Regions from separate parts of the Mus musculus genome. Here regions 2 and 3 are each linked to region 1. The links are chromatin loops, found by intact Hi-C in ENCODE. Cell type or tissue: heart. All regions are shown on one strand. Each heading gives the region's core, and the rest is flanking DNA. Links, peaks and the distances in the headings are about the cores only.

Region 1 (10,145 bases), core at 4,212-6,711:
GCCTTCCAGGCCCTGAGGACGGGGCTCTTTGAGGTGGGCCCAGTGTTGGGTAGAATAGTCGAGGCTTCTTGCTTCTAGAGGGGTTAGCTAACGTCTTAGGTAGCACTAGAAGGCTGGGCACAGGGAAGGGTGGGTCTGAGGTCCGCATCTTCCTATCCAGCTGAGCCAGCACATGAAACTGAAGCTGCAGTTCACTGCCAGCGTGTCCCACCCTCCGCCTGAAGCCCGGCCCCTGTCCCGAAAGAGCAGCCCCAGCAGTCCTGCTGTCCGAGACCTGGTGGAGAGACACCAGGCCAGCCTGGGCCGTTCTCAATCTTTCTCCCACCAGCAGCCTTCCCGTAGCCACCTCATGAGGTAAGGGACTAGGATTGCTATCAGTCTGACCAAGAGTTGGGAGTTGGGGTCAGGAGCAGGCCACTTAGTGGGATGCTATACTCTCACAGAGCCAGCCCACAGCCTCTGTCTTCTTCCAGGTCAGGCAGTGTGATGGAACGCAGGGCCATCACACCCCCTGTGGCCTCTCCCGTCGGCCGTCCCCTCTACCTGCCCCCCGACAAGGCTGTGCTTTCTCTTGATAAGATTGCCAAGCGTGAGTGTAAAGTCCTGGTGGTGGAGCCCGTCAAGTAGCACCGTTTGCTAGCTCAACCCCGGACAGGACACGCCAGAAACCCTAAGCCCCAGAGGGTCCCTTGTTCCTAGGCTGTACCTCCCACTGTGGGCAGAGAGGCCTTGCAGGGCTGCCTGTCTGTGTCTGCTGGTGAGGGATGAGGGCAGAAGCTGTGAAATCACAGTGTGGCTGCAGCTCAGACAACAGTATTCCATAAGTTCGGGGGGGGGGGGGTGCGCGAGGGGAGGGCTGGCCCCACCCCAGCAGGGCAAGGGCTGCGGGAGCTCCCTTGTCCTGTCCTTCGTCCAGTTTACAGAGTATCCTCTCTCACTCGTGTTCAAGCCTCCCTGCCACTGCCGCTGCTGTTCCTTTGCACTCACCCGCAGGGCTGAGATTAGAGGGTGGTAGTGGTAAAGGGACCCAGGACAATGACTCTCCTGTCTCAGGGGTTGGATGGCCTCTTTCTGCCCCTCATGTTTACGTTGGCAGCCTGAAGCACTTTAAGTTCTGTTTTTGTTTTCTGTTTTTGTCTGTTCCTGTAACTTATTCTCTGACTACATCTTCCAGCTGAAGTAAAACTATTAAAAGCTGTTTGGGAGGGAGTATGAGTTTGTCTGTGTGTTGACCACGAGGGAGATGGTCTTCAGTTTGCAAACAGCTGCCTTCCTATGTATGTATGCTTCTCTGGTTCCTAGTTTTACTTACAGATGTGCACCATCGCACCTGTCTCCAGTTGTCAGTTTTATGATGCCTGGTGGTGATCCTGGCCCACTGACTGAGGTATAGCTGTCTCCCTAGAAAGTCGATGATAGGCACAAGGTGTAACCTCACCCCCACCCAGACAAACCATTCTGTGCACACATCCTGAGCCCTAGACAGGTTGGACTAGTGTTTATTAGGCAGAAGGGAAGAAAAGGGGTCCCCCTAGTCATAGTTCCCCTAGTCCCTTAGCGTAGAAGTCTCTTAAGCCTGGTGCCTCGCTCAGGTGGGGGGTCAGGAAGGAGGTAGTGAGCACAAGCCCAACTCCAGCAAGGACAGCAGAAGGTGGTATGCTTCCCCACCCCCACACCCCGGGGACAGGCCCCAGAGGCAGGCTTCTTCTCCAGCCCGTGCCTTTTATAGCTCAGACATCAATAGGTTCACGACCTCGGTTCTGCCTCTTCACTACAAACACCCTCTGTCCTGACACAGTCACCAGCAGCGTGTGTTCACCAAAGACCACTGCAGAGGGAAGGGAGCAGGAGTTAGTGGGTACAGTGGTCACCAAGGAGGGTCACAAAAAAAAAAAAAAAAAAAAGAATTGGCATAGGACAAAGCAACCCCTTGTCCTTATTGCTCTGTACTCATCCTAGAGGGACCTAGTATGAAAGCAGTAGTTGAACCAGGGACTACAGGAGGAAGTGGGAGTTGGTGGAATGGAGCCAGGAATTCCTTCCCTGAGCAGTGAGGCCGCTAAAAGAAACCCCCCCACCAAAGGCAGGAGCTCACCAGACAGGCGTTTGAAAGGGATGTTCGTGCCATGGTGCAACTGGAAGCCACAGGCTGTGCTGACCAACTCCGAGATGGCACTGGCTGCTTGCTCATCGTTCTCAAGGTCCCCAGATGACTGTGTGTGGATGAAGGAGGGTAGGAGCAAAAGACAGACATCAGAGTTAGGAACAAATTCAAGGCACAGGACCTCTGCCTCCTATACTTATGATCTCCCTTTATACTTGCCCGTAGTCCCAAATTACCCAGCTTCAGAAAAATACCACCTACAACCCCTTTATGATGGTGCTGTCTTTCCTTGTGCCATCTTGTTTCTCATTCTGAAATGCCAGGCTTCATTTGATAGCCATGTGAGGGGTCAAAACCTAGAGTATGATCACCAAGTGATCAGGTCCCCAGTCCCTCATGTGGGAGATTCTAGGCAGGGGCTCTACCACTGAGCCACACCCCAGCCCCTCACTGGGGGATTCTAGGCAGGGGCTCTACCACTGAGCCACACCCCCAGCGCCTCAGTGGGAGACTCCTGGGCAAGTGTTTTACTACTGAGCCACGCCCACAGCCCCTCACGAAGGATTTTAGGCAGATGTTATATCACTGAGCTAACTGCTCAGTCTTTGAAGGTTCTACCTGTTACTCAGTCTTCCCACTTGTCCTGTCTGTAGGCTATGAAGCAGAAACACCCACTTTGTCTTTAAAGTTTTCCCTCTGGCTAACCCTTGGGCAAATAACAAGACAGTAGTCCAGACGTCCTCTGGACAGTAGAACAGACTGTTTCAACATCCTCTTCCCACCGCTTCTAAATGGGTCCTTAACTAGATTTAGTTCCTTTTGCTCTCGGTATCTCCAGCTGTATACTGGGCCTATATTCTGCGCTTGTGAAAGTCTCATGAGAAAACAATGAAAACATAACAGTGCCTACATAATAAATGTACTACAACCGATAGCATTCCATCTCACTCGGTGTCTACAGTCAGGCCATCAAAATTCTCCTTAGCTACCTCCTTGGTCAGCTTCCTTTCTTGATGTCTTATTTGTTCAGGTACCATAGTATTTTTCTGGTTTCCCCTGTTCAGAGTCCTACTGGATAAGTACTTCAGAAAGGTAGAGTACATGTAGAAGTACTTTACCTAGTAATTATCTCTGGGCTGTGGGGGTGGCTCAGTGGATAAGAGTTTTTGCTGTACAAGCAAGAGGACTTGAGTTCAAATCCGTCAGGAATGACCACACTCACACCTGGAATCCCAGCACTGTGGGTGTACAGCCATGTGGACTGCTGAGGCTTGCTCAAGGCCGCCAGTCTAGGTACGGGTTCAGAGACCCTGCCTTAAGGAATAAGGCAGAGAGAGTGGTGAGAGTGGGTCTCTAATGCCCTACAATGGCTTCAGCACATGCATGGGCACACACCCGTGCAGGCACTAAAAACATAAGCTAAAATGTCTTCTGTCCTTGCTCCTCACTGCTACCAGTCCAGTTTCCTGCTTATATGGCTCTCCTGGGACACTTGTGCTACACCATTTCTGTGAGTCACAGTTGTTTTAAAACCCTTTAACCCTCAAGATTTGTCGAAAGATGTTGAAGCTAGCCGCAGGAAGTTCAGTATCAGTCTTACCACAGCATCCTTCCTCTTCAAATGGTTTCAACACAAAACCACGGCCAACTCGGGCACTGGCACACTCAGGCAAGCATGCCCGGCTCCCAACCCTGAGGGTTCTTTTCTCTTTCACAATTTTCTGCCCTTGCAGCGTAGCTCAATTCCTGCCTCTAGAGAAGTCTTGCCCCCACCCCACCCCACCTCACCCCCCAAAATTCTAGAGGCAGGCAAAAATGGATCAGAGCATAAAAGTGCTTGCCTCAATGCCTGATGACCTGAGTTCAATCCTCAAGACCCACATGGCAGGAGAATTCACTCCAAAGTGTCCTCGAACTTTCACCCCCTGTGGCACCCATACGTGCGTCCCTACAAGAATTTAACAAATAAAAACAAACTACAACTAACTAACTAATTGTATAACTTGGGTAATGGTTTGTTTGTTGTTTTTTGAGGCTGAGTTACATGTAGTCCAGGTTGTGATTGAATTTGATATGTAGCCAAAGATAAGCCTGAACATCTAACCCACTGTTTCCACCTTCCAAGTGCTGGGACTACACTCTGTTTGGTTTTATGCAGTATTGGGATTGAAGAGAAGGCTCTGTGCATGCTAGGCAACTCATTCTCCGTACTAAGCTACCTCCCCAACCTTTTGGTAATTAGCTTTTATACCACATATCCAAATACTACATAAAGCTTACTATATGGCAAGCAAGGAACCACAGAGAAGACAAAAAGAGACAACTTGGAAATATTTGAAGGGATTTCTGGGCTGTGTGTCCCCAAAGGACCCCCCCACACACACACACACACACACCCTCCACCCCACGCTTTGCTTTCCCACAACGCACCGCCAGCACTGCACCTTCGCTCAGCACCAGGTAGCCAAGCTGGTCTGGGATTCGCTCCAGCCCTTGGGTCAGTGCGGAAGTCTAGAGGGTAAAGAGACAAGGAGAATCATGACAGCCTTGCAAACCCATCTCCCTCCTGGATATGAGCCTTCCAAGGCCCTCATAATGGCTTGTAACACTGAGTCTCCATCCACGGTCACTATTGGACCTCTGAGCTCTTCCACTTGTCATGTAGGTGACCCAGGAGGCCTTCCTAGCCCCTCAACCCCTCCTCATGTCCCTTCCCACTCCAGTCCCCTTATGCCCCGCCCCTTGTGCCATCTAGACTACTCCCCCGCTGCAGAACACCCGGTAGCGGAGCCTTCCTTCTCCAGCCCTCCCTGTCGCTTCCCTCCCATCTCTGTTCCCTTTCGGTCCCAGGGTGGACTGGAGGTGACAGTGAAATGCAAGCCATAAGGTGGCAACAGAAGCTCGGAAAACAGGGACGCGGAACCGCAGGCGTGCACACCCGCGCATGCGTCCACACTCACCATCGCAGCCGTAGGTGCAGTGTAAGCAGTCTGCCGGATAGGTAGTTTCCGGCTCCAGGCTCGGGTCAGGTGGTTTCACCAGCTGACTGTAGCCCAGCCCTTCGCTTGAGGATTGGATGGCGGGTATGTCATTATACTTTATCAACCACTGCGGAGCCCCGCTTTCCGAACACATTCGTGGATTGGTTGCATTTCCCCGCCCCTCAGGATTTGCCTGCGAGAGTTGTCCGGAGAGTCGCGGGGCAGTGTCGCCACACGAACGTGCACTGCTTCTATCCTTTGCAATAGGAATATGCATCTGCCGGTGGCTTCCAAGAAGAAAGTAGAACAGTCCGGTGATGTAAGAGGAGTCTTAGGTGTCACTGTTCAACCTGAAAAGAGAAACTAATGTACCAATGTGAAAGACGATGGTTTGGTTTACACGTGAAAAGCTGTTCACGTGTTAACTTTCTGCCTTGAGTATATGTGTTAAGAGTGGATCGGCCCAAATATGGCTATGAATGAGTAAATCAAATTTGCTGTGTACACACAGTAGTGTAAGATCAATACAAGATGATAATGTCCTGACACCAAATGCAGCTTGAGAATCTCCAAAACAAGAGAAAGCAGGCCAGGGAGATGGCTTCAGAGACCACTCAGCCTTCAGAGGCTCAGACCCAACCAAAAGGACGGGTTGTGAAAGGGCAGGTTCATAAGGCTATATATTATGTGGTCCCATCTATGTAAGACGCTTAGCTGTGACTATTGCCGAATGCTTGTAATCCTAGTTTAAAGCCTGAGAGGCCGAGGATTGGGCTGAATAGGGAGTTCAGTGCCAGACTGAGGCCTGAGCTACCTACCAAGATCCTGATTAAAACACATACACTTCTTGCAAATACAGAAAAACTGAAAGCAATTACTAGTTGGTAGTGGGGCAAGAAAAAATAGGAAGTGCTTATTAATGAGGGTATGGCAGGGCATGTGATTTAAGCTTTTTGGAATTCATATTGAAGTCTGCATATCTTTGTGAATGTGCCGAAGTTACTAAGTTGTACACTAAATTAGTGAATTATATCCCCCACCCCATTTATTTTCAGTGCCAAGAAGCAAAGTCAGGGCCTTATGCATACTGGGTGTGGGTCTGTACCCACAGCACTAAACAAAGAAAGTCGTCCACCCCAAATCATCTTGTAGAAGCAGCAGCTAATTAGAGAAAATGAGGCAAGGCTGTAGCTATCGTTTCAAAACTTGCCTAGCATGCATAGGCCCCAGATTCAATCATCATGACCAAAAAATTGAAGTAGGGCTGGCAAAGTGGCTCAGCGGGCAAAGGTGCTTGGCACCATTGCTCTGAAGTGGGTATACAAATATCAACAGCTGCTTTGTACAATCCAGAGAATGGTCTACAGTAGCCACAATTTTTATTTTGAACGAGTGACTTTATAAAGTGAGTGAGAGAGAGAGAGAGAGAGAGAGAGAGAGAAGCACATCAATTTCCATCAAATCAGGTACTCAAGTATCCAAGTATCCAGCCAAAACTACCTGAGGAAGTCCCTTTAAGACAACTACGAACAGACAGAGTTCTGGGCAGAGCAGAGAGTTTCTTCAGGGAAGGCTTCTAAGTAAAAGAACAGAAATCATGAAATTGGGAGCTTACAGACATCCATCCAAAACCAACCTGGAGAGGCTGAGGTTGCTAGCTGGAGTTCTGGATTACGTTTTCACACCATGACTGAGCATTCAGCTTCTCTATAACATTGCAGGAACTTTTTTACCATGCGTGAGCCCTGGGGATCTCTGTTGGAAATGGTTTACCTGGCAGCTGTTGTCAAGGGCAATTTGCTTGTTGGCTTAATTGGTTGGTTGGTTGGTTGGTTGGTTGGTTGGTTGGTTGGTTGATTGGTCATTCTTGAGACAGAATATCACTAATGTAGACTAAGCTAGCCTAGAACCCAAAGAGCTCCTCTGGCCTCTGCCTCTGAAGTTCTATGATTGAAGGTGTGCTCCACCATTCACTGACAGGTACAAGATTTTTGCTTTTGATGTTCTGTTTGAAAAGACTGGAATTTGCACAGGACACACCAGGACCAAGTTCCCAACACAAAGGAGAGATTTATTTGCTCCAGAGGGACAAAGAGTGTGGATAGAAGACAAGGGAGAGGGGAAAGAAATATTTGCTCCAGACAAAGTGACTACCTCTGGATAAAGTGGAGACAGGCATGGTCCTTAGGCAAATGGCAGTTTATAAAAGTAAAATAAGAAACCTGTGATAGAATGAGTTGCTTTGTTTTGATTAGACATGATAATTAAGGTGACCAAAGGGAGGCTTTTGATTGCTGGACTTTAATATTTTAATACCAGGCTGGCCTTGAACTCAGAGATCCACACGACTCTGCCTCCATAGTGCTGGGATTAAAGGCCTGTGCCACCATGCCCTGCTTTATTTTTATTTTTATTTTTATTTTGTGTAGCTTTGAGTATCTGTGTGAGTATATGCCATCTGCGTGCAGGTGCCCATGATGGCCAGAAGAGGTCATTGTTTCCATGGGAACAAGAGTTACAGGGAGTTTTAAGCTACTCATCTAACTGGGGTGCTCTGCAAGAGCAGCAAACACTCACAGCACCAAGCCATCTCTTCAGCCTCCATGCCTGCAGGCAAGCTTGGACATTGGTAATTTGGGAAAAAAATGGATATATTAACTTGACCGTATGTGCATGCACATTTTGTTTGTATTCATGTGCTCCACCTGTATGCAAGGCTTAAAGAGGTTGGACGAAGGGATTAGATTCTCTGGAATTGGAGTTACAGATGGTTGTGAGCCATCACAATATTGCTGGGAATCAAACCTACTAAAGCCTTCTCTCTAGCCCCAGTAGTTTACTTATGTTGAACCTAAGCATTTAGCTTGGTGAGAGGTAGTTAGAGTAATAGATACTAGCAGTTCCCCAGGCTGGGGGAGGGATGCTGTTTGTCCCTCTTTTTTTGTTTTGTTTTGTTTTTTCAAACAGGGTTTCTCTGTATAGCTTTGGCTGTCCTGGAACTCACTTTGTAGACCAGGCTGGCCTCGAACCAGAGATCCGCCTGCCTCTGCCTCCCAAGTGCTGGGATTAAAGGCGTGCGCCACCACCGCCCGGCTGTTTGTCTCTCTTGACCTAAGATGTTCTCTATTCCTTTTGTTGTTGTTGTTGTTGTTGTTGTTGTTGTTGTTGTTCTTTTTTTGAGACAGGGTATCTCTGTGTAGCCCTGACTGTCCTGGAACTCACTTTGTAGACCAGGCTGACCTCGAACTCAGAATGGTTTTTTTTTTTTTTAAACACTCCAGATTTTATACCACTCCTGGTCTACCCTGTGACTGTTCCCCATCCCATACCTCCTCCTCACCCCCTGTCTCCACAAGGATGTCCCCACCTCCCCAACCACCACCTCACCAAACCACTCCACTCCCTGGGGCCTCCAGTCTCTTGAGGGTTAGGTGAATCTTCTCTGACAACCCAGACCTGGCCGTCCTCTGCTGTATATGTGTTAGGGGCCTCACATCAGCAAGCCTAGTATGCTGGTTTTTCAAGGCAGCATTTCTCTCTGTAGCCCTGGCTGTCTTGGAACTCACTCTGTGGACCAGGCAGAAACTTTCAGAGATACTCCTGCCTCTGCCTCCCTAGTGCTGGGATTGCAGGTATGTGGCTCCACCATCCAGCTAAAAGCTGTCTTTTAAAAAAAAAATTAAAAAGAGGGGTTTGGGAGATAGTTCAGTAGGTAAGGGTGTAAACACGAGGGTTTGAGTTTGAGTTCCCAGCAACACATTTAAAGATCTGATATGAACTTTGTGCCTGTAACTCCAGAGCTGTGGACACAAAGAAAAAGATGTTTGAAACTTTCTGGCTGCCAGCCTAGCTCTAGAGTCCAGAGACCCTTTCTCAAAGAACAAAGGTGACAGTGATAGAACAGGATGCCCTAAGATCTTATATTCAGAAAGGGATTGTGTACATATATGCAAAACATGGTCTCCTAATATAAAACTAGATTGTCCATGTGGTGCATAGAGAGAAGTATAAAATATGGAACCAAGTGTCATAGTGGGTGAGCCAGGGGTAGCTTCAGCTTTCTGTCATTCGGAGTCCATTTTTTCGGTGGCCACACCCAGGCTCTCCATCCATGCAGCCTCAGATCCCTCAGGAACACTCAGGTGGAACAGATGAAGGACAGAAATAATTCCACTTCATTGCGGACAATAAGCTTCCTTGGGTGGATGTTGTCTGGCACATTCAAGGTGGAGGTCATTTCCCATGCATCCACAAAGGCCACTCGGAGACCAACAAAGGCAGCTCGGAGCAAGCGATTCACCTGCAGTGTGAGCCAGTCACTGCCATACACGGATTTGTAGCCAGTATTGGCCAGTTTGATGATGACCAGAGTACTGGGTTCGTGGTCCAACAGGGCCTTCACAGCTGCCCGAATCCCTACCAGTCTTCGGGCAAAGATGGAGGGAGGGAAAGTGGTAAAGTGGGCCCCGATGCCCAGCACCACCACTGTGTAGGGTCCCCCAGCCAGGCCGTGTAGTTCTCTGGCCACAGAGTGCAGGGAGGCCACTGGGGTGCGGAGAGAACGCAGGGGCCAGCTGTGGGCCCTCCAGTGCAACACTGTCCCCCGAGTTGTCTCCACAGCCATCAGAGGACCTACCTGATAAGTGACATGTAGATCAACTGGCTTCAGGGCTGTTGGGAGGAGGAGAAGGAAGGTTTTAACTTAGGGAACCAAGCAAGATGGCTCAGGCAGGAAGGGCTCTTGCTACCATCATTTATAACTTGAATCAGATCTCCTGAGATCCATAAGGTAGAAGGAGAGAATTTGCTCATGCACATTGTCCTCTGAACTTCTCATACACTATAGTTTGTGACTGTGCGTGCATGCACACACACACTCAGTGAATTAACATGGGGTTGTTGTCTTCTCTTATACATAAACATTTATTTATTTATTTATTTATTTATTTATTTATTTTCTGGCAACAAATCTTACTATATTGCCTTGGCTGGCCTGAGCTTCACTATGTAGGTAAGGCTGGCCTTGAAGCCACAGATCTGCTTGCCTCTGTTTCCAAGTG
Region 2 (10,145 bases), core at 4,244-6,743, 61 kb after region 1:
TGCACGCCTTTAATCCCAGCACTTGGGAGGCAGAGGCAGGCAGATTTCTGAGTCCGAGGCCAGCCTGGTCTACAAAGTGAGTTCCAGGACAGCCAGGGCTACAGAGAGAAATCCTGTCTTGAAAAAACAAAATAAATAAATAAATGAATATTTAAATTAAATAAAATAAAATAAAAATAAAATAAAAACCTAGCTGGGTGGTGTTAATAATGCACTCTTTAATCCTAGTGCTTGGGGGCAGAACTAGGTTGTTTCTGTGCCTTTAGGCCAGCCTGAAGTACAAAGCAAGTTCTAAGACAGCTAGGGCTACACAGAGAGTCTCAAGACAAACAAACCTACCCCAGAAAACTTCTTGCTAATTGTAGGTTAAGGTGGTGGAAGATATAGGAGGGGGGATGTCTTCTGGGTTTGGAGTCTGCAGGAGAGATTTACAGGAATGGGAAAACAGGACCGGCAGGGAGCAAAGTTGAGAAAGTCTGCTCTCTAGTGGCAGTCTCTGTTCTGGCAAATGATAGGGTTAAAGCTGCAGAAAGTGGCCCAGGCTGTCCTTGAACTCACTTTGTAATGTGTGCAGCACATGGACACTCTCATATTCTTATCTGAGGGAGACTCATTTCCCAGGGGAAGAAAACTGGAAGGTTTTTAGGGGTTTTGTTGTTTGCTATTGCTGTTGTTTTTGACTTATCTAGCACGCACAAATCCCTGGGTCTGACCCCCAGAATCACATTATTAGCAAAGCAATGTGGCATACAACTGTAATTCCAGCACTCAAACATGGAAATACCTAGCCGGGCGTGGTGGTGCACGCCTTTAATCCCAGCACTCGGGAGGCAGAGGCAGGCGGATTTCTGAGTTCGAGGCCAGCCTGGTCTACAGAGTGAGTTCCAGGACAGCCAGGGCTATACGGAGAAACCCTGTCTCGGAAAACCAAAAAGAAAAAAGAAAAAAAGAAAAAAAAAAAAAAAGAAGGGAGGGAGGGAGGGAGGGAGGGAGGGAGGGAGGGAAGGAAGAATGGAAAGAAGAAGCATGCATTTCAGGTGGTCAGACAGAGATTGTGACCTTACCATGCAAAAGGAGAACACTGTAGCATGGAGCCTAAGAAAAATAAAGGCTGAGAAGTGTCCACAGCCTCAGGACAGCCAGCTTCCTCCGGGGAACAGGACAAATAGTTAAAAATAGCTAAAAGTAACGAAGAACTCTTTTGTCCCTGTAGTCTGAGATGAATGAATGAATGAATGAATGAATGAATTCCAAAATGAATGTCTTGTGTTGCTTAGTCAGGCCTCAAACTCCAAAATTTGCAAAGATAACCTTGAACTTCTTCTGATGCATCCACCTGCCACCATGCCATTTTATGTGATGCTGGGTGCTAACTCAACTCAAGGGTCTGTGCATTCCAGGCGGGGGCTCCACCAACTAAGCTACATCCTCAGCTCGCCTGCTACCTTTTGGGGGAGACAATAATCTCACTGTGGGGCACAGGCTGGATTTGAACACATTATTCTCATTCAGCCTCCAGAGAGCTGGGATTACGAGCATGAGACACCCGGTGCTCCTAGTTCAGAAAAAGAGAATGAGTCCTTTTTCCATTGGTTGATAGGAGATCAATATGCAATCTAATGCAGAAGCTGCCCCAGCAGGTCCTGTGCTGGGAAACCCTCAGGAGCCAGTTTCCTTGGATTTGACTGACTCCCTATTTCAGTGACTACTGTTTCTCAATTACTATTTAGTTCATTTCTGCATTACTTAACCTGTTGGGTCTTTGTTTTGTTTTCTCACCTTAAAAACAAACAAACAAAAAGAGGTAACAATAGTGCTCTCACCAGAGAACTGACCTAAGGGAAAAACAAGATGGGCTTCTCCTCTGTCCGAGCCACCGTTGAAGACTTCTGGAATAAGAGCACATGCCACAAATGTCTCACACTCTGAAGCAGTGGTTCTCAGCCTTCCCAATGCTACGACCTTTTACCACAGTTCCTCATGGTGTGGCGGCCCCTAATCATAAAATTATTTTCCTTGCTACCTTATAACTGTAATTTTGCTACTGTAATACATCATAATGTATATATCTGATATTTCTGATGGTCTTAGGTGACCCAGGGGGTGTTGGCCCCGTGTTGAGAATCATAGCTCTAACTCTTCCTTCTAAGCCACCCAATCCTGGTCTTGCCCCACACCCACACTAAGGCCTTCTCCACCCAGGTCAAGTGGTTGTTTTACTTATTTGAGACACGGTAACGCATAGTTCAGGCTGGCCTCAGACTCACTATGCAGTTTGGGGGGATGACATTGAACTCTTGATCCTCCTGCTTCTACTTCCTTGGTGTTGGGATTACAGGAGTGTACCACAGATCCCTGAAAAGAGTGATTACAAATGAGATCAGACTACACCGGGGCCTAGCAAACACAGAAGTGGATGCTCACAGTCAGCTATTGGATGGATCACAGGGCCCCCAATGGAGGAGCTGGAGAAAGTACCCAAGGAGCTAAAGAGATCTGCAACCCTATAGATGGAACAACAATATGAATATAACCAGTACCCCGGAGCTCTTGACTCTAGCTGTATATGTATCAAAAGATGGCCTAGTCGGCCATCACTGGAAAGAGGACTTGCAAACTTTATATGCCCCAGTACAGGGGAACGCTAGGGCCAAAAAGTGGGAGTGGGTGGGTAGGGGAGTGGGGAGGAGGGTATGGGGGACTTTTGGGATAGCATTGGAAATGTAAATGAGGAAAATACCGAATTAAAAAAAACAAACAAATGAGATCAGGTTTGTTATAGCCTGTTTTTGAGTCAGTGACTTCCGTGTTACTAACAATGGTTCCCAGGTTTGTCTGATGTACTGGTTGGTTTTGTCTGTCAACTTGACACAAGTTGGAGTTATCACAGAGAAAGGAGCTTCAGGTGAGGAAATGCCTCCATGAGATCCTACTGTAAGGCATTTCCTCAATTAGTGATCAAGGGGGGAGGGCACGTTGTGGGTGGTGCCATCCCTAGGGTGGCAGTCTTAAGTTCTATAAGAGCAAGCTGAGCAAGCCAGGGGAAGCAAGCCAGTAAGGAATATCCTTCCATGGCCTCTGCATCAGCTCCTGCTTCCTGGCCTGCTTGAGTTCCAGTCCTGACTTCCTTTGGTGATTAACAGCAATGTGGAAGTGTAAACTGAATAAATCCTTTCCTCCCCAACTTGCTTCTTGGTCATGATGTTTGTGCAGGAATAGGAACCCTGACTAAGACATCTGATATGAACCCTCCCTTATTGTCACTTTTCCCTGGCCCTTTGCAATCCAATCCCATGGGTCGTCCTTATTTATTTTTGAGACTAGGTTTCATGTAGTAGCCCAGGCTGGCTTCAAACCTGCTCTGTAGCTGAAGATGACCTTAAACTTCTGATCCTCCTGCCTCTACTTCCCAAGTACTGGAGGTGTATTCCACTTGCTGAGTTTTAGGCCACGCTAGAAATTGAAACTAGTACTTTGTACATGCTGGGCAAGCACTGTACTGAGTTAAATGGAAGAAAAAAAAAAAAACAGGGCCCAGAGAGATGGCTCCGAAGATAAGGGTACTGCCAAGCCTGATGACCTGACTATACCCTCAGGACCCAAATGGTTGAAGGGAGGACAGACTCTTGCAACTTGTCCTGACACCCATGGACAAGCCAAAGCTCAGATGTGCACACATGTACACACACACACTGCAAAATAAATGGATGTAAGAAATAAAGAAGCAGCCGAGCAGTGGTGGCGCACGCCTTTAATCCCAGCACTTGGGAGGCAGAGGCAGGGGGATTTCTGAATTCGAGGCCAGCCTGATCTACAGAGTGGTCTACAGGACAGCCAGGGCTACACAGAGAAACCCTGTCTCGAAAAAACAAAAAAAAAAAAACAAAAAAAAAAGAAAGAATGAACATCTTTCAGAGGCTTTCTGTAATCTCTCAACATCAAGCAGCTTCTCTGTGCCCTGCTCTCTCCTGCTCTCTTTCCTCATCCTACGCACGTGTGTTGTATGCCACAACCTATAATTATTTGGTTGCTACTACTATTATGGTTGTCTTGTCTGTCTCCTGAATGGAATGTGACTCGTGTGTTGGGGTGGGAACTTGTCATTCGCTCACTGTAGTGGCATCACAAGACCTACATCAGTGCCTGAGACATTTCAGATGCCGCTGAGTGAATCAATGAATGAACTAAAGTCAGGTGAAAGCCAGGTGGGGCAGCACATGCCTGTTAGTCTGTAATCCAGTATTTGGAAGGTGGAAGCATAAGAATCAGGAGTTCATGCTGGGCAGTGGTGGCGCACGCCATCCTGGTCTACAGAGTGAGTTCCAGGACAGCCAGGGCTACACAGAGAAATCCTGTCTCAAAAAAAAAAAACAAAAAACAAAAAAAAACAAAAAACAAGAATCAGGAGTTCAAGACCAGCCTCAGCTTTGAAGCCAGACTGGAGTATGTGAGACTGTCTAAACAAAATAAACAAAAGAAGTCAGGTTACTAAGGGGTTACTCTGTGTCTGGCACCGTCTCACCAGTGTGCATCCTAGGAGGAACAAGCTATTGGCCACACTGTTCCTCTTTTGCTGCAGCAGTTACAATCCCAAAGATTATTGCAATCAGCATTTTGCATTTACATCAGGACAGTATGACTTGCGGTCGATTTTTATTTTTGAAGGTCCTAACAAGAATATAAATCAGGATGGCTCAGCAGGTAAAGGGTCCCTGGCGTCAAGTCCGACAACCTGAACTCGATCCTGGGGACCCACAGGATGGAGAGAACCGACTCTTCCAAAGTAGCCTTCAGAATTCCACAGGCACACACGCACATCCCAAATACATATTTTAACTATTTTTTTTCCTATATTTTACGGAGGCTCATGGAGGATGTGGATCTAAGCCAGTCCTTTGTCCTGCTTAGGTTGCAATGATTAAAGGGGACTGATGTCAATCATTCTGTCCTGTTTGGAAGCTGCCTCCTAGAAAGCTGCACGTGACAAATATTGCTTGTCTTGACTGTGTCCTCTAGGTCTCCCGGACCAACTGACGCCGGTTCCTCGCTGGAAGGGGCTTTCCTGACTGGAGTCCAGTCAAGCAACCGCCTTGCCTTCACATATCAAATCCTCTGAACTTTTCACTGTTTCCCTGACCACTCGAAAGGGGGCTCCGTGACCAGGCACCACCACATCAGCTACGCTCAGAATCCTCTCCCGGCTCCGCTGCTGAGCTACTGGGTCTTCGCTCAGGGCCTGCCAGGAGTCCTCGTCACCAAGTCGCTCGAACACATCGCCAGCCACCACCACGGTGCCCAGGCTGGTGCCCTCCACTACGACGCTCACGTCCCGCTGTCCTCCGTGGCCCGGCGTGGCCCACACCTGCAGTCCCGAGCCCAGTATCAAGGGCTGCGTTTCACACAGCCCATGGGGCAGATAGAGACCCTCGGGAAGGCAGAAGTCATGGGAGACTAACAAAGCTGCCTCGGGAAACAGCCCCAGGTTCCCAATATGATCCGAGTGTCCGTGGGTGCCCACCACCAGAGTCACATCTTCGGGGGCCACGCCCTGTGTAGCCAGGGCTTCCAGCAGCGCACCCCGCGCCCAGGGTCCCCCGGTGTCCACGAGGATGGGGCCACGCACCGCCTCCTCCAGGGCAGTCTTAGAGCCGCCGTCTGCGGATGGGGCCAAACCGCGGCTGGAGTCCGAGGCCCAGCCCCGAGGCAGGACGAGAGTCACAGTGCCATCAGCACGCACCGCGTCGCCCGCTCCCTGCGGCTCCGCGTAGCCGCGCAGCAGAACCACCACGGAGTAGGAGCCGCTGGACGCCAGCAAAGGGATCTCACCATGCAGGGGCTCGGTGCGCACTGGACCGTTCATGACAAGGGAGATTTACCCCGCCACGGACGTCTGCCCAGTCCCTCCAAAATCCTACCGCAAGCCCCGCCACTCTTTCCAAGGTGCAACTCGTTTGCTACCCACCAGATCTTAAAGTGGTATCGCCCTCCACTACCACCCCTGCTGAAGATGGTATCGCCCAACTGGCCTTTCCATGCGACCTCAAGACTTCCTAGATTCTTTTGGTCAGTCCCCCCTTAGGCTTATAGTCGGTAGGTTCTCACGCATCCACATCTGAAAGATATCTTTTACTTCTTTATTCTAGCTGTTGTCTACTTTGAAACTAAACTATCGCTGTCCTTAAGGGTTTTTGTTTTCTTTTGTTTTTTAACGCTGGGAAAACTCAAAAGGTGAGAAAACGCGAGATTTTTTGCCTTTTATGGGCTTCCGTACAAACTACCGCGCCTGAACCACGGCGTAATCCTAATCCTGTATAGTTCATATTATGTATTACACTTAACTTCTGAGTTCTTGTTTTGTTTTTTATTTTCCTGATACAGGGGCTCAAGGAGACCAAGATGGTCTTGAGCTCGCTACATAGCTGAGGAAGACTGAGCTCTTGATCCTCTTTTCCAAGTCCTAGTGGTACAGTTGTTTTCCCAACCCCAACCAGTATCCTTGGGGTGGATAATTATAAGAACACCATTAGCAACTAATAGATAGCAGGCCAATGGCCCCACTGTCTGGGTGCTCCCTCATCGATAATGTGTGCATGTTTGAAATGGGACTCAGCTGATATATATATAAAAGGTTTAATAGCAATATAGAAAATATGGCACCTGTGAAATAGGAAATATAGCCCACATGTCTACCCCATCTAACCCGAGTATTGCTTCACTCTCTTCCAGCATCCTGTTCTTATTCACAGATTGATGGTATACGGCCTCATGTTTGCAGTGTATATTGGTTCTTGAGGGTCTCTTTTTGGCTTCTTACTTTAAGACAGGGTTCAGCTCTGGTTGGTCCCGAACTGCCAAGTAGCTGGATGGTATTCTGATATTCCTGCCAACGCTTCTTTGAGTGCTGAGATTACAGCGGTATGCCACCACATCAGGGTTCAACTCCCATCACTGTCCATACTAGGCAGGCACTCTACCAATTGCGCTGCTCGCTCTTCTCTGGCCTCTTGAAAGGGTTTAAAATAGACCCTTTAAAAAGCAAAGTGACTTTCCCACAGCTCACACCACTATTGACCAATCGGTGCAGGTGAAGACCAGTAAAACGTAGAGAAAAGTTTCAAAACTGTCACCACATACTTGTTCAATTAAGTGGCTGCATGTGGTTCAACCCTGAAGGCAAAACTTGCTTCTGCTTCTTCCCCCCTACCCTTCTCCTTTCCTGTTGCCATTCTGGGTCCCCAGGATCATAGCCGAGATCATACCAAGAAGACATTAGAAGCCTAGGGGCGGGGAAGGACGGGAGAGCACAAGAGTTTAGAAAACTCTCCACGACCCATCCTTGGGGTTCAAAAGTAAGGGTCAAAGATCTTCTGGGTCATGCTTGGGATTGCCTGAAGTCTTGGTTATCTCTTCTTCTTCTTCCTCCTCTTCGTCATCTGCCTCCTCCTGCCCATCACTGATCTTCTCCTTTCCAGTCCAAGCTTCCCGTAGACAAGCTGGGTGGAATGAGAAGAAAACAACCTCAGGGTTAATGCCGGGAACAGCTGGGAAGCTAGGGGAGGAGTCTGTCCTTTACACTTACCAGTTTCAGAGGCTGGAAGCACATGCCGCTCACAGAGAAAATGCTGGAGGGGCTGCTCCTGATGGTGGAAGTACCAGTCCCCTACAACATCTTCAAACTCCTCCAGCATCGTCTCACACTGGGAAAGAAGAGCAGGAGGAGGGGCGTTGGAAGGCCTCTACCTTTCACTCCCTATCCCCCTACTCCATTGAGTGTCTTTTGAGGGGCAGGCAACCAAAAGGTTACACTTGGCTTTCAAGACGCGAGATTGTCTTTATTCAACATTTACCAGTATCGGTTACTATCTAATATCTAGTATATTGACTCCGAGAGGTGCCAGATGCCTATAATCCCAGTTAGAAGGTAGCGGCAAGAAAGGCCCTATCCTCAAGCTAGAATTACAGACCCAGCCTGGGCTACGTGGGATAATCCTGTCTCAAACCCTCAACACCTCTCAGAGCCTCACCTGGGACGTGGGAACCGGTATTCGCACCTGTGACATGAGAATGAAAAGAGGCAGTAGCTAGAAAGGGTATGGCCCAAAACCCAGGAGACAGTAGGCAGGCACATTAGTATGCATTGGTAGATATCATGAGCAGCACAATATTACTACTTTCATAACTGGTACAGTTCTTCACTCTCTGTCTTCTCCCTGCTCAGAGGTAGTCATCCCCGACACTGAGTCCTGGGATTTAGTGCTCCCACCTTCCTGGACCAACCAAGTGCTGTCTCATCCTACCTGCTTCTTGAGGAATGTGACCTCCACACTGGGCTCGTCCCACAGCTCCAAAGGGATTCCCAGATCCACTTTCACTCCCTTCTGGACCAGGCCTTTCAGTGTTGCCATAGTCTGACTTTGACCCTGAGGGACAGAAAAATTGGTATACGTCCAAGTCTACCACCTCATCTCTTCCTGTATCAGCTTTATCAACTACTGGAGACTCTGTGGTGTGTTCTATGAAAGAGTCTAGCCATAATAAGGGGACACTCCAGACTTAGGGGGAGACTGACAGATATTGAGGATCTTGGATAATGTAGGTCTCTGTTTCTGAGAAACAAGGTCGTGGACTGGGGGACCCAGTAGCTTAGTTGGTAAAATGCTTGAGGACCTTAGTTAAATCCCCAGATCCACATTTAAAAAACAAAACAGCAACAGGACAGGTGCTGGAGAGATGGCTCGGTAATTGAGAGCACTGGCTGATCTTCCAGAGGACCTGGGTTCAATTCCCAGCATCCACACGGCAGCTCACAGCTCCCTGTCACTCCAGAACCTAATACCCTCAACACAGATATACATGCAGGCAAAACATCAATACACATAAAATAAAAGCAAATAATTTAAAAAATTAAAAAAAACAAAAACCAGGCATGGTGGCTTGAATTTACAATTGCAATGCCGGGGAACAAGAATCAAAACAGATCCTGGGGTTCTCTGACTAGCCGGCCTAGGCCGCTTGGTAAGTCAGTAAGCCAGTGAGACCCTGTCTAAAAAAACCAAGGTGGGAGTAGCAAGATATCTCAGTGGGGAGAGGTGATTGCCACCAAGCCTAGTGACCTGAATTCAATCTCCAGGACCCACACTGAGGAAAAAGAGAACCAACTGCCACAAGCTATCCTCTGACTTCAGTAGTGCACTGTGACACACTCACACATGAAGTAATTACTGGGGGAGAAAAAAGAAAAAAAGGGAGCTGTTTATTGTGGTGCACACCTTTAATCCCAACACTTCGGAGGGGAGACAGAGGTTAGCAGGATCTCTGAGTTTAAGGCCAGTCTGGTCTACAGAGGGGCCTCCAGGATGGCCAGGGCTAAACAAAGAAACATTGTCTTGTGGCGCATATCTTTAATCCCAGCACTTGGGAAGCAGAGGCCAGCCTGGTCTACAGAGTGTGTTCCAGGACAACCTGGGTTACACAGAGAAAACCTGTCTCGAAAAACAAAACAAAACACATCAAACCAAACCAAAAAACAAGGTGGTTTCTGCGAAACAGCATTCAATGTTGTTCCCTGTCCTCTCTACATACACACATACACATAAAAGAATATATAAGACTTTTGGGGGAAAAAAAAAAGGAAACCCAAGCAAGACCCTTCCTGGAACCCATCTGACCTTGGCGTATCTTAGTGAGCCCTTGCGTTCAGCATGAACATTGTAATCCAGGATCCGCTCGCACAAATTCTCCAAAGCCTCTTCTAGCCGCGTCTCACTGTGGGAAGGAGAGAAATAAGACCCTTTGATGTTTCAGGAACCCTGCAGCTCCTCTGGAGGCTCCACTGGGAGGTGGATAAGTACAAAGACTCACGAGAGGCTGTAAGGCACGTGTCTCTTCCTCTTGCCAGTGTCTAGCACCTGACCCAGCTCCAGCACTTCTCGGGATCGGCCAGTTCGACTCAACGCTTCCTGGAGCTCCATGCTCAGCAGCTTACACACTGGGAGTAAAGAGATGCTCGAGGGGAATGAAGAAGACAAGCAACCCACCAGACAAGCAACCCACCTTCTGCTCATTGACCCAAGGCACATGAACATACACTGGAGTCAGAATGACTGGAAGAGAATACTGCCTCCTTCTCAGGAGCTGTGTGACAC
Region 3 (10,145 bases), core at 3,156-5,655, 360 kb before region 1:
AGAATTACTAGTTAATTAGAAATTAATTACTATGTAGTAGAAAACACACACACACACAACGAGCAGCACTGGACCTCTTGGCAGCCTTATAGGGCCTTGGCACTTCCATCACACTCTTCCACAGTTCACCCCACATTTCAGGTCTACTCAGTATTGCTAAATACTCCAAGAGACCCGAGACGGGACGATTATAAGCATTTCGGTTCAGGCACTTCAGAAACCTACTACCTGGAAAAGACATGGAGGTGGGGATGAGGACATCTCACAGTTCCTATGGGGGAAGTAGACAAAGGTATTCTCATAAATTGTCCTAGCCTAGAGTGGGGGGGGGGGGGTAGGACAGAAGACACAGTCTTTTTAAAACAAGGACTCAGGGGTTTCTTCTCTACTTTACTCTCTTCACACACAAACATCCTCAGGACTAGAGAGACAGCTCAGCAGTTAAGAGCAATTGCTGCTCTTCCAGGGGACCCGGGGCTTGGTTCCCAGCATCCACATGGGGAAACTCACAGCCTGCTGTAACTTCACTTCAGGGGAATCAATCACACGCCATTTTCTGGCACTGCCCTCATTTGGTGCACTCAGACACACACAGACACACACAGACACACACAAACACACTTAAAAATCAATTTTTCTCGTACCTGGAGGAAAACAAAACTTTTTTTTTTTGAAAAAAATATTGGTTTGAGATTACCATAAGGAAAATATATCATTTGGAATAAATGGGAGGCTTTCAAAAGTGCAGCTGCTCTGCAGAGTACCTGTAGTAAGCCCAGGACCATACAAAATGGGTGAAAGGGGAAATTTTCGTGTTGGGAGTGTGGGCGAGGATGTGGAAGAACAGGTAGTAGACTGCAGTGGAGCTGGCTTAGGTTCTGGGTTTGCGACCCTGTTTCCCATTCATTTGTGAAGTTCGGGCTAGGTGGGCCACGGAGAGAACGAAGGGACTGGGGATTCTAGAAAACATAGTTCCTTTAGTGAATGACCGTCACATTCAGAGACTCTCCCCTGATGATCCACCAAGTCCTCGCCACGCATGATCCGGAGCAAACAGGCAGCCAGAGCAGAGCTGCTCAGAAAAGGCGCCAGAACCCTCAGGTAGAAGGACAGGACGCCCAGGCTCCAGCAACCCCGCAGCCCAGGGGATCCAGATCAGCTGCCCAGGAGGCCTCACCGCAGACCCTGCTCTGCCACAGCGCTTCCCGCACTGTCACCTCCGGGCGCCACACGTACACTCACCATGTCCACTTCTGGGAGCCGCTGGCGTCTTCTCACCATCGCCCAGCACTTACAGCGTCACCGCGCCACCGAAGCTGAGCAACAGCTTCCCTAGCAGCATACAGTGATTCCAATATGGAGGGTCCCAGACAAAGGCTGGTTGACAGCCAAAGCCCGCCCCTACCCTCCGTTTGTGTGTCTGATTGGGCACGTCTTGAGGCTAGGGCCTCTGATTGGACAGAGCTTCAGGTTCTCTGTCCTCTGAAAGACAGTAGTTGGCTCCAGCTCACAGCTGAAGGAGCTCAGGTTAACAGGTTCTTAGCTGCAGCTGTTGGGGACTCTGGCTCCTGTCACGTCTCCAAGTTTGGACTTCTATAGGAGGCCTGACCCTCGGTCTTCTCCAGCTATGGGGTAGCCACGAGTCCTGTCGCGTATATGCACAAAGACTTCAGCCTCTGTTAAAACCTTATGCCTTCAGGTCCATACGCGTTGCTTTTAGCCTGCTAAAGTCCTCTCTGGACCACAGCTCACATTTGCTTTTAATTCTATACATAAAGTCATATGTGATTATGAGTTAAGTATGTGTACATGTGTTTAGTCGAATAAACAAATGGGAAGATGTCCGTTTTCAAAATCATCTCAAAATTTCTGAAATCTGCTCTCATTAGCTTTGCCTTCAAAATGGAAAGAGACTTGTAAAAGTTTTCTTATATTCAGATTAAAAATTGCAGGCAAAGTCAACCTTGGTGGCGCGTGCCTGTATGTACTCCTTAGCACTTGAAAGACAGAGTCAGGGAAATCGCAATCTCAAGTTCAGCTTGGCTACAGGATGAGTTTTATGGCACCTTGGGACGCATATCTAAACCCTGACTTGAAATAAATGAATACACGTGATGTTGATTGCAATGACCCATTGCACCTAAAATATCTTTATAATCTGACCAGTGAAAACTTGATGACTTTTATGTGCTATTGGGACAAGATCTTCAAACGTATTTAGATTCTAGCTTGCCTCCACTCAGAACAGCTACAAAATCCTTTTGAGAGCTATGACTTTCCTGGTCTCAGGAAGTAGAAGGGACTGCTCTATACATATTTTTGTAAGCTCAGCAACATCTAATAAGAGGAGATGGAGATCAGTGTCTATTCGGCACCTTTTGTTAGTCAAGTGACTTGTAAGCAGTATCAAGTCCTCGTAACCTGCTTTTCTCTGTAGTCCAGGGAATGATCTGGGGTTTTGAATAAATGTGTTTACTGAGTATATAGCAAGGAAAAAAAGTAAAAGGATAAATTGCATGTCGTTGATTGACAGAACCAGCAGAGTTTACAATACTCAGTAAGGACAGCTGGAGGAACCTGACTAAGAGAGCTAACAGGCTGGAGAAATGGCTTAAGAACGTTTAAAGTTCTGTCCTGAGGACCAGAGTTCAAATCCAGCACTCATATCAGGTGACTCAAAACCATCTGTAACTTCAGTTCCAAGGGATCGTATGCTCTCTTCTGGCCTTCGGGGCACCTTCATGTACATGTCTGCATACACTTACACAAACACATATATGTACACACACACACACACACACACACACACACACACACAGAGGCACCAAAGTGACAAAATGAGAAATTGGTAGTGTTTACAGTCATGCAGCAGGAGTTGATCAGGGGCCATCAAGGCAGTCACCTGGGGTTCCTGATTATAATCTTTTCCACCATGAATCTTTTCCTGGCTTCTCCTTCCTAATGCAGGGATTTTTACCACAGTATGAACAATAGTAATGTTTGTTGAAAGTGGTTTATCTTTTAGCGGTTGCTATTGATGCACTGTGCTCAATAGTCTAGCATGCTTGTGTTTTGTTTTGCTTTGTTTTGTCTTTTTTGCTCTCCTTGTTACAGAGCTGGCAAGTCAGCCTGACTCAGGACAGGGAGTTTGGGGAGGAGAACAGGGAGGAGGGCCTTCTTGCTGCCCGAGTCTGCTTTTAAAACACTTGAAATAGCACATGACCGTTTGCTTATGTAATTTGTATTACAGTCACATAAGGTTGGATAACACGCCCTTCATTGTTCGGTAAACCAGCAGTGATTTTCTCTAAAGAAAATACCAGGCAAGACAATACTGATGTCATGACAATACTCAAGGCTCACCAATAGTTGCCTCTAGACCTATAAGCAGACTCAAGGCAAAGCAGGCCCCTAGAGGGGAGGTAGAAAGTATAGTCCTCGAGGAAGTATGCTACACTACAAAGGAGCTTTGTGAGTTTGCTAAGTCATTCAAACAGAAGTCTGTTTTATTTCTGTGAAGAGATACCAAGTCCAGGCTCTTTCTCCTCCTTTCCACGTGTGGATCAGGATGTAGCTCTCAGCTACCACTTCAGCACCAGGTACTTCACCATGCTCCCCACAACTGTGATAACAATAATAACAGACTAACCTCTGAAACTGTCAGCAGCCCCTCCTATCCCCCCTCCCAGTTAAATGCTTTCTTTTATAAGAATTGTCTTGGTCATGGTGTGCACCTTTGTTGTTCAAAATCAAGTGACCGGCCCCGAAATTATAAACATAGAGGAAATGGTAAAAATAACTCATCAGGTTAATATAGAAAAGACCATGAATTTGAGATGGAGAGAGGGAGGGGATATGAAAGGGTTTGGAGGAAGAAGACATGGTAAGAGTTGGAGAGAGGAAAGGAAAGAAAGAAATGATGTAAATATATTTAAAAGAATTTAAAAGAAAAACCCCATATACACCAGTATCACTCAAAGGAAAAAAAAAACTTAATTATTTTCATCACAAAAGGTCACACACTTAAGACAGTATATAATTTTTGCCTTGAATCCTTTTCTAGTACATTTTGGAAAGTCCAGACCGTCACAGCTGTACCAGAAAAAAGGCTCTAGGTAAGCCTGAAATAGAACCCAGATCCTCATTCTTTTGAGCAAACCATGTGACCTAGCTTATTCGCTATAAATTATGGAGGCAGACACTGTACATAGCAAGCTTTGTGTGTGTGTAAAATCACGCCACACGTTTATGTGATTTTAGGTATAGGAATATAAGGAATATGCTGAGTTTCACAAGAAACCCTCTGTCTTAAAATTAGCTGCAGCCAAGAACCTGTCATTCTGAGCTCCTACAGCTGTGCGTTGGCGCCATCTACTGTCACTCAAGGGGCTGGACCCGGAGCCCTGTCCAATCGGAGGCACTGAGTTGAGAAGTGTCCAATCAGACACACAGAGGGAGGGCGGGGGGCGGGCTTTGGCTGTCACCGGTCCTTTGTCTGGGAGCCGCCATCTTGGGCTCGGTGTTCCTGCCCAGGAGCCTCCTGCGCAGCTTTGTTGGCGTAGTGACGCTGTGGGTGCTGGACGATGGTGGGAGGACACCAGCGTCTCGCAGAAGTGGACTTGGTGAGTGTGCGGGTGGTGTCCGGAGGTGATGGCGCGGGAGCTGGGCGCGCTGTTGCGGAACGGGGTCTGCAGTCAGGCCTCGCGGGCGCTCGCGCTGGATCCCCGGGGCTGTGGGACTGCTCGAGCCCGGGCGTCCTGTCCCTCCGGATGCGGTGACTTCAGCGGGCTCTGGGCTACTCTGAGAAGGCTGCTTGGTTCCCGCAGGTTGTGTTGTGTTGGGTTCTTTTCCATTCCGTCTGTGAGGCTTTTTCTACGAGAGTGAGTGTGGCCCACCGGATACTTAGTTTCTCCTTCCTTCTTATGAGCCTGCTGGTTTCCTCTAATTTTTATAGAGGGTTGGGCATCCAGTCTCAAATCCAGAATCCTGAATGCCAGCCCCGCCCCTCCATATTCTTTATAAGCGTTCCCTGCCCCTATATTTACCTTTTTGCCTATTTTCTCAAATACCAACTTCCAGTTTCCATTATGTTAACTGTTATTCATTGTACATTTCAAATATGCAGTATTGTATAATGTAGTTTTTTTTTTCAATTTCTAGAGTACTAGAGAAAAGTACACTCTCAAGAACTTTAAATTTTTTTTTTTCTGTTTGTGAACACATCACGAAAACAGAAAGGAAAACAAATCATTTGACTCCTGAACATTGTGGGAAAAGTCATTGAGTTTTACATGAATGCTCTGTTAATGTGTTTCAGCATGCATATTACCATATAGCAACAAAATGGAATACTTGTTAACTATTTGCATACCAAAGTATCTGAGCATAACAGTTTAGTTTTGTTTTAATGCTGGTCATGTTTACAAATGTCCTCAAAAGTTCGATTGTATTTTAAGTTGTTTATGGGCTCATCCTTGGGGCATCTTTATGCACAGTAGGCCATGTCTGGAATTCAGTTCAATCAAGAACCAACTCATTGCCAAGTTGAGCAAATGATATTATTTAGAAAACATAGGTAAAGACCAAAACACCACAACTTAGTAAGTAGTAGATTATTTTACTTATATGTAAATATGTTTATTTGTGTGATTGTTTGCCATTAGCATGCAGTACCTTGGAGGCCAGAAGAGGGCACTGGACCCACTGCAGCTGCTGTAACAAGTTGTGAGGCATCTGGGAACTGAACTTGGGTCCTCTGGAAGGCTGGCTTTATTAAGAATCAAGTATTCTTAAATACTGAGCCAGTTCTCGAGCCCTAAGATTTTTATATTACCTAAGACTGACTTACAGAGAAGTCAACAAAAGATGATGGTTTAAAAAGTCACGGGTTTGGCCCTGCCCTCACATTGCATACACCTGAAGAACATTAAAGAGTATTCATTTCTAAGTGGGCCAGTATAGCGATTCATATTTCATTGACTCATTGCAACTTGAATTTTGGAGATTTTAAGTCTTTCTGGGGGTTAGGAATGGGAGTTCAGGGTTCTAGAAACATTTTCAATGTGCTACAAGTATTAGTTATATTGCAGGATCAATGTCAAGTGTTTGAGAACAGCTTTGCTTAGTGAAAGGGAAAGAACAAATTCAGGATACTTAGCTGTATCTTTCTCCACATTCCAACAAGACAAAATGCTTTGTAGAATCATGTCTTCGGGTCACTTTCACAGTAAGGTGTTCCATGCACCGTGATTTGTATTTATCTACAGAAATCATAAGTGACCTATAAGTACTAAAAGTGAAGAAAATAATAATTGGTGTGCCTGTGGGAGCATTAGCCATGTTTGCAGATTTCTCCTGAGATGAGAAGTCAGAAACAGACTGTTGCTCCTTGATTTCTTGGGTTCTGCTATTAGAACAAGTGTCCTTTATGGAGGACTGAGAAGGACCAGATCAATGACCGGAGGAGACTTGTTGTTTAGTGGTGACCATTGGTTTTGGTTGTCAGGTTGCATTTGGTTCAAGTCCTGGATCCAAGTTTTTTTTTTTTAATTTTTTTTTTTTATTTTTCATTTTTAAGGACTGGAGAGCTGGCTTAGCCATTAAAGGTTACACACCTTTACCACAATACAAACAGCGGTATTTTTTATTGATTCTCTAACAGTTTCATACATGGATACAGAGTGTCTTAATCAAGTTACCCCTGCTCCCCTTAGGCACCCCCAATAGGCCCTTCTCCTACTCTTATTGTCCCCTTTATTCATATCACCCAGAGTCTAATTAGTTAGGCCAGCTGCCTAATACCTGTTGGGAGTCCCTTGACTTGGAACAGGTACAGAAACCTCATCTACAAGCAGAGGCTGAGTGAGAGTGAGCTTTGAATGTCAGCAACTTGCCAGGAGTTCTCTGTCCATAACCAGGACAGTCCCATTGAAAGGAGCTCTGTTTCCTAAACCTTCGATTCTGGCTGCTTGACGCATTGCTTGTGAGGCTGTCAATGGGAAAGTGCAGGTCTGGCGCCCGCCCGCACTGCAGAGGTCCTGGAGAGCATTCACCCGTCTTTCAGATCCCTGCTGTCTGAATGGAGGACCACAGTAGGCCACGGGAGGAGGAGAATCAAGATGCTGCAGTTGACAGTCAGGTGACCCTCTGAAGCTCATCTGCCTCTTCAACCATCAGGTAAGTGCACATACCAAAAAGAGCCCACCTGATCCTAGCCTAAATTACTGACCAGCCCAATCATATTGTATTTAAAAAATTTTGAAGGGGCTTGTTACCTAGTGTAGATAATTATCACCCCCTACGATAGACAGGATTCCAAACTTTAATGACTCTTTGTTAATATTGGCAAAGCAGTAGGTACTTTATAGGTAGTGGTTTCCTCTAACTGAAAGATGAGTCACATGGAAAAAATGTAGACATGTATACGTAGGATTGGTGTTCAACTCACAGTACCTGTTAGGCTGGCTTTATTAATTTACGGGTTGGTGACTCTGCTGTTACTTAGGGCCCCAAAGGCAGCCCCTCCTGTACAATGGAAGGCACTGGGTTGAGGAATCAGGCAGATGAACAGTAGGGGGCAAGTTTTCCCAGTCTCGCTAGGGCCTTTTACTCTGAAGCTCGCCATCTTGGGATGCGTCCCTAGGCTCAGTCTCCTCTACTCTGGAGGTCTAGGTGGCTGTGCTGTAGACTCTGTTACCCTGTGACGTGCTGGTGCGGGGAGTTCCATAGGGAGGACGCTCCATGTCCTGGAAGCCAGAAATGGTGAGTGTGTGGGTCAGTGTTTTGAACCAGGGTCTATAATTGGTGGGGATCATTTGTGGCTCTGGAGTCTACAGGTCAGAAGCCTGTACTGAGTCACTGGGCCCCAGGTCCCCTCTCTCTGTGGGGTGGGTGATGGGCTGGTAATTGGGACCCAGGTGGCCTGTCTCATTCCTGCAAGAGGACTTCAACTCCTGTTGGAACTCTTTGTGCCGTTAGTTCCCTACTGACCGTAGGGCAGCAGGTTGGGCCATCAATGGGCACAGGGTACATTCTGTTCTGTTCCAAATGATTAAAAAAAAAAAGTTTTTAAAGTATCATGACTTTAACATTTAGTACAAATGATACAACTTTAAAAAATTGTTTTACGATTTCATACGTATGCATAGTATACTTTGATTAATACCCTATTGTCCTTTTGTCATTGTCCCTTCTCACCGAATATTCCTTCCCAACAAGACCTTCTCTTTCTTGTTTGTTTGTTTTTGAATTATTTTTAATTTATATTTTATATATTTTTAATGGCCCACTGCATTTCAGTAGGGTTGCTAGCGTGAGTGTGGCTGGGGGATTATTGACTGCAAGGATACTTTAATCAGAGGCAATACTAAGGAATATTAAACACTTACATTCTGCTCATACTTCGTAAGGAATGGTGGAGCCTTATGAGACCCTCCCCTACCCATGATGGATTGCACTGGGTCCCCTCTTGTGTAGGTGGCCACTGTCAGCCTCTTTTTCCCAAGGCTACATGGCCTACTTGTTGGTGTACTTTTGGCCTTTGGCCTCCTTCCACTCTGTGTTGCTTGAGCTGAGGCCACTGGCCATCTTGGCTTCTCACTGCCCTGTCTATCTCTCTCACTGCCCTGTCTGTCTGTTTCACTGCCCTGTCTGTCTATCTCACTGCCCTGCCTATCTCTCTCACCTCTCTGTCTGTCTCACTGCCCTGCCTGTGTATCTCACTGCCCTGTCTGTGTATCTCACTGCCCTGTCTGTCTACCTCACTGCCCTGTCTGTCTATCTCACTGCCCTGTCTGTCTATCTCACTGCATTTTCAACTTCAAGTCTCCTCTTTTCCCAGGATTCTTCTCCTCTGTTCAGAATAAAGTCTGTCTTTTGTTGCCATGATCTTCTCGCTCTTCGGTCACCTCTAGACAACTTCTGTTCCTCAGCCTGACCCAAGAAGTTCCCATTTTCAATCAATTTTAACTTTCTTTTTTACTTGATGTCTTTTTCATTGTAGGACTTAAAGAATTGTGTCAAACTTGGAACTTCACACATCTTAGCTCACTGCTATGAACTCCCCACCCCACCCCCGCCCCGAACTAGAGGTGGCAGCTTTTAATTTATTTTAAAGCATAAAAGATAGGAACATAGCTAGGTTTTAGTCCTGCATGTCCTCAGATGTCTACTGGCTCCTTGTTCCTCGTTACCCACTATACACTGGCACGCTTACACTGTCTAGTCATAACTGTGGATACTTTTGCTAAATGTAATGGCCACTACCTGAGATATACTGCTGTCATTTTTGTTTTAAGTCCCTATGGTAAGCACAGGGCATGCTATGCAGCACTTATATTATGTCACACCGCTTAGTAGGGCTGAAGTGCCATTCTTATTTGTAATGTTTGTTGAGTTTTAATTAGCATTTAGGACAGTGTATAACAGCATCCTTACACTGTTTGTTATTTCAGATGATTTTCACTATGATGATTAATTTTCCAATAAGATCAGAAGCAATTTTTTTTTCTCATACTAATCTGTCATCAGGAGCATAGAGCATTTACTTCTCCGACTCATAGTACCAGAGAAAAAAACATTTTTTCCCTCTGTGTAGTACATTCTCAAATCTCATGACACAGGGAAAATGTGAACGTGTGGATGATACTCCTGACTTCTGCTTAGAAGACTGTACATCACTTGCATTCACAGTGCAGAGGGAGCCCAGATAGCAAAGGCAGACTTCAGGTTGGCTCATGTGAATGTTGGGATCCTTCGGTATTTTTCTCTGGTAAAGCCATGATAAATCAGAGCTATGATAGTTGAAGTGTTGCCCTTTTTCCCATAACCTCTCTATTGAAGCCTATATCCAAATCCACATGCCAACTGTATGTGAAGATAGGGCTTATAGCAAGTATTTAGTATTAAATAAGGAAATATGTGTGGGGTGCTAACACTGTATGGTTGTACTTCCCTCATCCAAAAGAGGAGGAAAAGCCGGGTGCTAGCACAGTGTAAGAGCGTTTATCTGTCATGCCCAAAGCTACAATTTGAACCTTAGAATTGAAGACATGAAAATAAGAGGAAGGGAGAATTAACTTGTTCTTAAAGACACTCTGATTAGGCTGTCAAGAAGGGAGACTTTATTTGTTATTGTCTGGACATAT

Evidence for each region. Hi-C counts contacts between places; a loop is a spot of excess contacts. Peaks named below come from ENCODE experiments on the same cell type or tissue, not always from the same donor. Only the 100,000 strongest peaks of a DNase experiment are listed, where the experiment ranks them.
Region 2: it touches region 1 in a loop (2.4-fold over the local background); 23 of 42 quality-filtered maps call a loop at or near these places.
Region 3: it touches region 1 in a loop (2.4-fold over the local background); 2 of 42 quality-filtered maps call a loop at or near these places.

What each region holds. Positions count from the first base shown.
Region 1 is chr5:138,250,723-138,260,867 of GRCm38, reverse strand. It overlaps Lamtor4 (late endosomal/lysosomal adaptor, MAPK and MTOR activator 4), which reads right to left and starts at 5,386. Exons shown (of 4, transcript NM_001081108.2): 1 at 5,065-5,386; 2 at 4,535-4,615; 3 at 2,096-2,213; 4 at 1,473-1,828. The coding sequence starts at 5,067. The coding sequence ends at 1,731. Nxpe5 (neurexophilin and PC-esterase domain family, member 5) reads right to left here. Exons shown (of 6, transcript NM_001013773.3): 6 at 8,993-9,756. The coding sequence ends at 9,224. Map11 (microtubule associated protein 11) reads left to right here. Exons shown (of 11, transcript NM_153161.3): 9 at 1-33; 10 at 161-354; 11 at 474-1,210. The coding sequence ends at 627. In heart, for the core only: no CTCF peak of the experiment used is centred there; a DNase peak (open chromatin) is centred at 5,197; H3K4me3 peaks cover 1,717 bases; H3K27ac peaks cover 1,702 bases.
Region 2 is chr5:138,190,113-138,200,257 of GRCm38, reverse strand. Cnpy4 (canopy FGF signaling regulator 4) reads right to left here. Exons shown (of 6, transcript NM_178612.4): 2 at 9,862-9,988; 3 at 9,669-9,765; 4 at 8,298-8,420; 5 at 7,580-7,697; 6 at 6,364-7,493. The coding sequence ends at 7,357. Mblac1 (metallo-beta-lactamase domain containing 1) reads right to left here and starts at 5,944. Exons shown (of 1, transcript NM_177878.3): 1 at 4,637-5,944. The coding sequence starts at 5,860. The coding sequence ends at 5,078. In heart, for the core only: a CTCF peak has its summit at 5,649; a DNase peak (open chromatin) is centred at 5,807; H3K4me3 peaks cover 1,774 bases; H3K27ac peaks cover 1,686 bases.
Region 3 is chr5:138,614,086-138,624,230 of GRCm38, reverse strand. Zfp68 (zinc finger protein 68) reads left to right here and starts at 4,488. Exons shown (of 6, transcript NM_013844.2): 1 at 4,488-4,622; 2 at 7,064-7,176; 3 at 7,666-7,761. The coding sequence starts at 7,741. It overlaps A430033K04Rik (RIKEN cDNA A430033K04 gene), which reads right to left and starts at 1,372. Exons shown (of 4, transcript NM_183025.2): 1 at 1,243-1,372. The coding sequence starts at 1,281. In heart, for the core only: a CTCF peak has its summit at 4,366 (motif pointing left); a DNase peak (open chromatin) is centred at 4,440; H3K4me3 peaks cover 1,729 bases; H3K27ac peaks cover 1,475 bases.